Linked DNA regions of Homo sapiens: region 1 is linked to region 2. A link is an interaction called in ENCODE POLR2A ChIA-PET data of the cell type or tissue named here. Cell type or tissue: A673. All regions are shown on one strand.

Evidence for each region. Peaks named below come from ENCODE experiments on the same cell type or tissue, not always from the same donor. Only the 100,000 strongest peaks of a DNase experiment are listed, where the experiment ranks them.
Region 1: POLR2A ChIA-PET joins it to region 2 with 6 read pairs; 1 of 35 experiments calls an interaction of 5 or more read pairs at or near these places.

The regions. Positions count from the first base shown.
Region 1 is chr16:3,635,675-3,640,674 of GRCh38, reverse strand. It overlaps a transcript of DNASE1 not described here. Among named protein-coding and RNA genes, the nearest start is that of DNASE1, 17 kb to the left of the region's middle. RefSeq lists enhancers at 1-123, 3,016-3,065. In A673, no CTCF peak of the experiment used is centred here; a DNase peak (open chromatin) is centred at 2,974; H3K27ac peaks cover 1,000 bases.
Region 2 is chr16:3,104,304-3,109,303 of GRCh38, reverse strand. It overlaps LOC124903629 (a long non-coding RNA gene), which reads right to left and starts at 2,542. Exons shown (of 2, transcript XR_007064948.1): 1 at 973-2,542. RefSeq lists silencers at 2,497-2,706, 2,807-2,916, 2,987-3,066, 3,267-3,316 and enhancers at 3,009-3,692, 3,693-4,376. In A673, no CTCF peak of the experiment used is centred here; a DNase peak (open chromatin) is centred at 2,663; H3K4me3 peaks cover 933 bases; H3K27ac peaks cover 574 bases.

The sequences.
Region 1 (5,000 bases), 530 kb before region 2:
CTCACCCAGCACCACCTATTCTGAAACTTCAGCAAACTCCTGACAGGCTGTTTTGTTTGTTCTCTGTTTATATACTCATGTAGGATGCAGCAACAGGGAACCCTGAACACCTGGAAAACTGGACAACATACTTTTGCCTTCAGTTGGTGGAAAACAGTGCAGGACAGTGATTCCAAGATAAGGGAGACAAGAGAGCACATCCTATGACTGCACCAATTACAGCCAGGAGGCGGGTTCCAGGCTGCAGCGCAGGCAGGGAAACTCAGCCGGAACCTGCAGTCTTTCTGAGTTGGGAAGACAGAGTTCAGAGCTCAGGGAGGCCAAGGCTGCTGCTATTTGCAGGGCAGAGTCCTGGGGAGGAGGCAGCTGCAGAGGCAGAGCCAGGATCTGCAGAGGGTCTCCTGGAGTCTTTAGCTGAAAACAGATCTGTGCCTGGGTGAGAAAAACTATATGAGAAGGCCCAGGAAAGACTCCTGAGGAAGTAGCAAACAAAACAATCCCCAGAGTTCACACAGGGAATATTTTGTGTTCCCACAAGCCACCGTGGAGAGATCTCCTAATTCGTGGGGTATTGGGTAGACTCCGCAGAAGGCCATCACCCTTAGTAATAGAGCTAAGTCAACTGCAGACTAAAGCAGCACTGGACCCACTGAAAAGTTCAGAAGTCTCTAAAGGATCGCTGCTTCCAAGGGACTTAACTGCATTCCAGACCCAAACCCAACATTATTCAAAGGAATTCAACAAAATTCACCAGCCAATAATTTATTTCATTTTTTGCAGAGACAGGGTCTCACTATGTTGCCCAGGCTGGTCTTGAACTCCTGAGCTCAAATGATCCACCTGCCTCAGCCTCCCAAAGTGCTGGGATTACAGGCATGAGCCACCACACCGGGCCTGGCCAACAATTTGAAATTCACAATATTCAGCATCCAATTTAAAAAATAACCGGGCCTATCAGTCAGGGTCCCACCAGGGGACAGAAACCACATGGTAGCTTAAACAAGGGAAGTTTAGCATAAGAATTATTAACTATTTACAGGGAGTTGACTAAGAGGGAACAAAAGAGAAATCCACAGAACATCCTAGAGTAAAGGGAGGTAACTAAGGGAAGGATTCAGACCTAGGAGAGGGTGTGATCAAAAGCACGCACTAGATGATGACGTCGACTGGGCTGTCCCAGGACAGAACTGAGGGCCAAGAACCACGTGCGAGGACGCTAACACAGTGAGCTGGAAGGCTGCTTGAGGAGTGCTGGAAAGCCGGGGGGTTGGTGTGGGGGTGCTGTTGAACTCACCAGAAAGCTGCCAGGCGGCTAGCTGGGGTGCTATGGGACCTGCCTGAAAGCTGCCTGAGCACCCTATATGTCCCACATACCAGCTCATGTCACAGACAGCTGTAAGCAAAGCACAAAGAACCAAGAAATGCCCTTTCCTCTCAACGCTTTCCACTGACAAAGACCAGCATGGGGCAAGGGAGAAATGTTCCAGTATCACAAGTGGCAATGAAGGGTGGATTTAGAGTTGAGACGCAATAAACTGATAACTGCTATAACAGACATGCAAGAAAGAGAGGAAAATATGACCTATAACCATACACAGTCAATAGAAACTGACCTAGAAACGACAGAGATAAAGGAACTAGCAGACAAGGACAATAGTTCGGCATATATTTAAGAAGGTAAAGGGAAACATGAGCATGATGAGAACACGGAAGATATAGAAAGATCCAAATGGAACTTCCAGAGACAGTAAAAACAAAACCTGAAATGAAAAGATGCACTGGATGGGATTAACACCAAATAAACACTGAAAGAGAAAAGATCCATGAATTTGAAGACATAGCAATTGAAACTACTCAAATAAGGCAGAGAGAAAAAATTATTGGACACTATCAAGCTGTCTAATGTGCACATAATTGGAAGTCCTAGAAGAAAAACAAAGAGGAGACAGAAATATTTGAAGAAATAAGCAAAATTTCCCAAATATGATGAAAACTGTCAATTCACACATCCAAGAAAGTCAATAAAACCCAAACAGAGGCCGGGCGTGGTGGCTCACGCCTGTAATCCCAGCACTTTGGGAGGCCGAGGCAGGCGGATCACGAGGTCAGGAGAACAAGACCATCCTGGCTAACACGGTGAAACACCGTCTCTACTAAAAAATACAAAAAATTAGCTGAGTGTGGTGGCGGGCGCCTGTAGTCCCAGCTACTCGGGAGGCTGAGGCAGGAGAATGGCGTGAACCCTGGAGGCGGAGCTTGCAGTGAGCCAAGATTGCGCCACTGTACTCCAGCCTGGGCAATGGAGCGAGACTCCGCCTCAAAAAAAAGAAAAACCCAAACAAAATAAACCTGAAGAAGACTGCACCAAGACACATCATAATCAAGTTGTAGAAAACCAGTGTTAAATTAAAAAGTCTTAAAAGCAGTTAAGCTAAAAAGCATATTATGTACTGATAAATATAGGTAAGAATGACATGATACTTCTGCTGTAAGCGGAAAGACAAAGAAGTAACATCTTTAAAGTACTGGGAAAAACACACACACACACACACACACACACACACACACACTCACAAAAACTGGTCAACTGGAATTATTTTTATCTACCAAAAATATCATTAAAAAATGAAGGCAAAGGACTTTCATTCTTCAGTGAGGCATGTCAGGAGCTTAGAAGTTGTCACTACCATCCTTACAAGAAACAACACTGAACTGGCAAACAACCCCTTTTAGCTGCATCAGAGAACTGAAGTTACAGGGCAAATGACTGCCCCCGACACAGGAGACATGTCAACAGGGTGAACTGGAGCTTACCTGAGCAGGAGCCCAGGAGTGGAAACGAGGGTAGGAAAATTTACACAGCAATTCATGAACTGCTGGAGACTCAATGTGGACTTTACCTCCATGAGCCCTACCAGACTCTCACAGTCAAGATCAGAGAAAGATCCTCTCATACTTCTGGCGGGGGAGGGGGAAAGCAGCCATGTGGACTATGTCTAGAGCTTCCTGTTCTTAACAAGGCCTGTCCTCAAAGGAAACTATTTTACAAGAGCCTAACTTAATTAGGTTTTATAAGATCCTCATCAGCCTAAGGGAAAGGTTGACCCAACTTAAGCACCCCTAAGCCTTCCACAGGCAGGAAAGAAAGGGCCTAACTCCAGCCCCCTCTCCCTTCCTGTTTCACCTAAGGAGGCAAAAACCCCAAACTGAGAAGTGCTGGTAAAAGTCACAGGCCAGGGGCACAGGCTCACAAAAAGACTGAGACCTAGTCACAGGACTTAGGACACTTCCCCTCCTTCCCACCACATAAATAGGGCTCCTATATAATAACAAGAGAATAGAACGGAAAAACCTGCATATCTCAGACTTTATTTAAGAAGTCTCTACGGAAACCCAAGGAAGGAAAAACAGACCCAGGAGGAAATTTTAGTTCTGACACCTATAGTTACAGCAAACAGCAGACAGAGCCTAACGCCTAGCCAGATAAACTAAAAAACTCACACCAAAGGCTGATTTTCCTCAGTTACTTCCTTTTCTTTTCTTTTTTTTTTGAGATGGAGTCTCATTCTGTCACCCAGGCAGGAGTGCACTGGCTCAATCTCTACTGACTGCAACCTCTGCCTCCTGGGTTCAAGCGATTCTCCTGCCTCAGCCTCCCAAGTAGCTGGGATTACAGGCGCCTGCCACCATGCCCAGCTAACTTTTGTATTTTTAGTAGAGACAGGCTTTCGCCATGTTGATCAGGCTGGTCTCGAACTCCTGACCTCAAGTGATCAGCCTGCGTTGGCCTCCCGAAGTGCTGGGATTACAGGCATGAGCCACTGTGCCTGGCCTGTTTTTTTTTCTTTTTTTCCCCAGACAGAGTCTCACTCTGTTGCCCAGGCTGGAGTACTGTGGCATGATCTTGGCTCACTGCAACCTGCACCTCCCGGGTTCAAGCAATTCTCGTGCCTCAGCCTCCTGAGTAGCTGGGATTACGGGCGTGTGCCACCATGCCCAGTTAGTTTTTCTATTTTTAGTAGAGACGGGGTCTCTACGTTGCCCAGGCTGGTCTTGAACTCCTGGGCTCAAGCGATCCTCCCCGCTCAGCCTCCCAAAGTGTTGGGATTACAGGCGTGAGCCACCATGCCCGGCCTCCTCAGTTCCTTTTAACAAGTACATCAAGTCCGGTTTTCAACAAAAAAATTACAAGGCATACTACGATTAAAAAGCAGACTTTGAAGAGATATAGCAAGCATCAAACCCAGACTCAGAAATAGCAGAGATGTTAGAATTATCACAGCTAACAACTCTGATTTAAAACAACTATGATTAATATGCTAAGGGCTCTAATGGAAAAAGTAGATGATATGCTAAAACAGATGGGTAATTTCAGCAGAGATAAAGACTCAAAGAATCAAAAGGAAATGCTAGAAACAAAAAAAACTAAGAAAAGTGAAGAATGCCTTTGATGGATTCATCGATTAGATACAGTCAAAGGAAAGAATCAATGAGCTTGAAAAAAAATGTCAGTAGCAACTTCCCAAACTGAAACTCAGAGAGAAAAGAATGAACAAGATGGAACAGAATATCCAAGAACTGTGGGACAATTAGAAAGGCATAAATATGCATAATGGGAATCCAGAAGATGATGACAGGCAGAAATGAGCAGAAAAAGTATCTGAAACAATAATGAACTGAGAATTTTCCAAAACTGATGACAGATGCCAAACACAGTTCTGGGGAGCTCACAGAATACCAGGTAGGATAAATAGCAAAAAACAAAAACAGAACAAAACTACATGTAAGCATACAATAAACTACAGAAAATCAAAGACAAAGAGAAAATCTTGAGAGAAGCCACAGGGAAATAAATTCCTTTCCTATAAAGGAGTAAGGATAAGAATTACATCACACTTCTTTGAGAAATTATTCAAGGGAAAACAGTAGAGGGAATATTTATAGTGTTGTAAGGAAAAAAAAAAAACCCTATTAACCTAAAAATCTGTATCCAGTAAAAT
Region 2 (5,000 bases):
GGTGAGCTGATGGCTTGAGCCCAGGAGTTCCAGACCAGCCTCAGCAACATAATGAGACCCCAACTCTATTTATTTATTTATTTGTTTTGAGACGGAGTCTTGCTCTGTCGCCCAGGCTGGAGTGCAGTGGCACAATCTCAGCTCACTGCAAGCTCCGCCTCCCGGATTCACGCCATTCTCCTGGCTCAGCCTCCTGAGTAGCTGGGACTACAGGCGCCCGCCACAACGCCCAGCTAATTTTTGTATGTTTAGTAGAGATGCAGTTTCACTATGTTGGCCAGGCTGGTCTCAAACTCCTGGTCTCGATCTCTTGACCTCGTGATCCACCCGCCTCGGCCTCCCAAAGTGCTGGGATTACAGGCTTGAGCCACTGCGCCCGGCCCCCAACTCTATTTAAAAACAAAAAACTTAAATGCCTCCAGCCACCAGCTTACATACGGGACCAATGGCTTGGGAGTAAGACGGGAGGGAGAAGGGACTTCAGAGGCCTTTGAGAAATCCTTGAAGAGAAGCCAAAAAACAATTCGATTCCTCTGTGACCTCCTGACTTTTAAATTGATGACAAAGTTTTAAAATTTAAGAATTCCAGCCGGGCGCGGTGGCTCACGCCTGTAATCCCAGCACTTTGGGAGGCGGAGACGGGCGGATCACGAGGTCAGGAGATAGAGACCATCCTGGCTAATACTGTGAAACCCCGTCTCTACTAAAAATACAAAAAAAATTAGCCGGGCGTGGTGGCGGGCGCCTGTAGTCCCAGCTACTCCGGAGGATGAGGCAGGAGAATGGCGTGAACCCGGGAAGGGGAGCTTGCAGTGAGCCGAGATACCGTCACTGCACTCCAGCCTGGGGGGCGGAGCCAGACTCCGCCTCAAAAAAAAAAAAAAAAAAAAAAAAAGAATTCCATACAAGTCAGCAGAACACACCTGCTGTCTGCATTCAACTCACAGGTCATCTGTGTAGGGACGTACTTACCTCTCAGTAACTGACTATAGGCCGGGCGCGGTGGCTCATGCCTGTAATCCCAGCACTTTGGGAGGTCAAGGCTGGCGGATCACCTGAGGTAGGGAGTTCGAGACCAGCCTGACCAACATGGAGAAACCCCATCTCTACTAAAAATACAAAATTAGCCGGGTGTGGTGGCACATGCCTGTAATCCCAGCTACTAGGGAGGCTGAGGCAGGAGAATCGCTTGAACCTGGGAGGCAGAGGTTGCGGTGAGCCGAGATCACGCCATTGCACTCCAGCCTGGGCAACAAGAGTGAAACTCCATCTCAAAAAAAAAAAAAAAAAAAAAAAGAATTGACTATAATTGGGGCCAGGCACAGTGGCTCACGCCTGTAATCCCAGCACTTTGGGAGGCCGAGGCGGGCGGATCACCTGAGGTCAGGAGTTTGAGACCAGCCTGACCAAAATGGAGAAACCGCGTCTCTACTAAAAATACAAAAATTAGCCGGGCATGGTGGTGCACGCCTGTAATCCCAGTTACTCGGGAGGCTGAGGCAGGAGAATTGCTTGAACCCAGGAGACGGAGGTTGTGGTGAGCCGAGATGGTGCCATTCATTGCACTCCAGCCTGAACAACAAGAGCTAAACTCCGTCTCAAAAAAAAAAAAAAAAAATGGAAGGAAAGAAAGAATTGACTATAATGCACAAAGCCGCTTAGCAGAGCTTCGAGCATGGTAAATAATAAATGCCAACTCCTGTAGCTGGCGGCTTCACTGACCCTGAGTAAGGAGAGGACTCCTCCTTCAATAAATAAATCATGATCTGCTCTCAGAGATCGACCTGACAGTTAAGTCAAGACTTAAGGAATAACAAAAACTAGGGAAAAAAAGACCCATCTGAAGTAAGAACAAAATAATTGGTGCTAATTAAGGTGGCTAAGCCAGGTTGGAGACAGGGAGATGTAGCCAGCCTTAGGAAGGAAGGAAGGAGACGACGATAGGGGAAAACAAGGGAACTGAGCAAGGTAAAGAAAAATAAGAATAATAAAGACCAGAGCAGGTCGGCGCGGTGGCTCACACCTGTAATCCCAGCACTTTGGGAGGCCGCGGCGGGCGGATCACGAGGTCAGGAGTTTGAGACCAGCCTGGCCAACATAGTGAAACTCCATCTCTACTAAAAATACAAAAATTAGCTGGGCGTTCTGGCGGGCGCCTGCAATCCTAGCTACTTGGGAGGCTGAGGCAGGAGAATCGCTTGAACCCGGGAGGCGGAGGTTGCAGTGAGCCGAGATCGCGCCACCGCACTCCAGCCAGGGCGACAGTGTGAGACTCCGTCTCAAACAAACAAACAACAAAAAAGAGCAGAGCAAATATTGAACTCTAAAAGAGAAGAAAAAGAAACCAGCAGAAGTGTTAGATAGGTAGGACCCAAGGAATACACATTGTTAAAAGAAAAGATTTCCCAGGGCCACCGGACACCAGCGCGTGAGAATCCGGAGGCAGGGAGGCGACCCGGTTCCCGAAACCTACGCGGCTGCGGGAGGCCCAGGAGCCCCACGCGAACCTGTCCGCACAGCCCAGCGGCTAGGTTCACAGAACGCAGACGCTGGAGCCTGTCGCCCAAGCAACGGCCCCGCCCCGCCCACGGGAGGCGCCGGTGATTGGCCGCAGCCTCAGTGGCCCCGCCCCCGCCCCAGCCCCGCCCCGCCGCCCTCACCTGCGCGCTCCCGTTCGCGTCCCCGATCGGCAGCTCACCCTAGCTTGGCGGACCCCGGCCGGTGTCCCCGCGTTTTGCGTCCGGCTGCCCCATTGCAACTTCCGGCTTGCCGGGCCTTTTCGCGGCGCCCCACCTGTCCAGCCCGGGGCGCGGGGGCAATCGCCGTGAGGAGCAGGCGGGGCGAGGGCACCCCACCCTCGAGTCGGCTTTCGCCCGTGGGGAAACTGAGGCTGCCTGGTCGAAGGCCTCCACGGGGAAGCGCCGAGGCCTCCTCCATGCCTGGGACCTGGGGGTCTTAATGAAGGGAGAGTCCACCCTCCCGGGCGAGGATCCCGATCCATGAGGCGCCAACCCCCGCCCGGGCGCCCGGGTCCAGCCTCCCCGGCCGAGGGTCGGCCTCACACTCCCCTGCTTTGGGTGTTTGGTTTTGTTTAAAAAATGGGACTATACTATATGGTCTACCTGGGTCTTGCCCCCTCTGTGTGGGTGACATATATCTTAGAGATTGTTCAAAATAAAAAACATAGAGAAAAGGAGAAAAATAGAAAAAAAATGCATCGTTGCCTTGCTCTTTTTTTTTTTTTTTAAACTAGGTAGCATTCTCTTGTATGAGTCTGTTACAATTTCCTTAACCAGGCTTCTGCTCACCACCCACGTCTTGACACCCTTGCCTTGCAGTAACAGGAACCACCCCAACAGCTACTACCATGGAGCCTTGGTGGCTTTCTAGTGAATGAACAGACATCTGAGCTTGCAAATAGGGCGGGAAGAGAGGCTATCCTCACGCTCCCGCAGGAGTGTCCTCAGCCCCAGGCTTCTGGCCTAAACCTGGCTCACAAATCTCAGCCTGGGCAGCCTGCCTCTCACAGTTGGGAAAAACAGCCTATTCCCGTCTTGAACAAACCCCGGGAGGACAGGAAGAGCATCCCTAGGCAACAACACCAGGTGCTTCTTTTGTTTTGTTTTCTTTTGTTTTCCAGACAGAGTCTTGGTCTGTCGCCCAGGCTGGAGTGTAGTGCCCAATCTCAGCTCACTGCAGCCTCCGCCTCCCAGGTTCAAGCGATTCTCCTGCCTCAGCCTCTCGAGTAGCTGGGACTGCAGGCACGCGCCACCACACCCGGATAATTTTTGTATTTTTAGAAGAGATGTGATTTCACCATGTTGGCCAGGATGGTCTCGATCTCCTGACCTCGTGATCTGGCCACCTTGGCCTCCCAAAATGCTGGGATTACAAGCGTGAGCCACCACGTCCGGCCTGTTTGTTTGTTTTGAGACAGGCTGAAGTGCAGTGGCATGATCACAGCTCATGGCAGCCTTGACTTCCCAGGCTCAGGTGATCCTTCTGCCTAAGCCCACCAGTAGCTGGGACTACAGGCAAATGCCAACATGCCCGCTAATTTTTGTATTAGTAGAGATGGGTATTTGTTTGTTTGTTTGTTTTGAGACAGAGTCTCACTCTGTCGCCCAGGCTGGAGAGCAGTGGTGCGAGCTTGGCCTACTGCAACCTCTGCCTCCTGGTTTCAAGTGATTCTCGAGCCTTGGCCTCCCCAGTAGCTGGAACTACAGGTGCATGCCTGTAGTTACAGGCGTGAGCCACCACCCCTGGCCTCTCCATTCTTTCCCACGAATCCCTATCACATTCTTCTCACTCTATTGGGTGTCAAAAATGTAGAACTTCCATGCTTCCATCTCGTTCTTTTAAAAATTGTGTTTTTGTGGCCGGGCACGGTGGCTCATGCCTGTAATCCCAGCACTTTGGGAGGCCAAGGCGGGCAGATCATCTAAGTTTAGGAGTTTGAGACCAGCCTGACCAACGTGGAGAAACCCCATCTCTATTAAAAAAAAAAAATACAAAATTAGCCAGGCGTCGTGGCACATGCCTGTAATCCCAGCTACTCCGGAGGATGAGGCAGGAGAATTGCTTGAATCCGGGAGGCAGAGGTTGCAGTGAGCCAAGATCACGCCATTGCACTCCAGCCTGGGCAACAAGAGCAAAACTCCGTCTCTAAATAAATAAAATTCTGTTTTTGTAAACGCTTTATACTTTTTTTTTTTTTTTAAAGAAACCAATTAAGGATGAGAACCAGGGCTCCTTCGATAAATGGCCAATTCTAGGACTCTGGTAAGAAATGTGAGAGATGAGCCTGGAGAATCTAGTAGTGCCCGGAAGGACAGGAATGCTGAACAAAACAAAAAAAAGTTAATGATGGGGCATGTTTTCATTTATTTATTTTTATTTTATTCTTCTTATTATTATTATTTTGAAATGGAGTCTCACTCTGTCACCCAGGCTGGAGTGCAGTAGTGCAGTCTCGGCTCACTGCAACCTCTGCCTCCCAG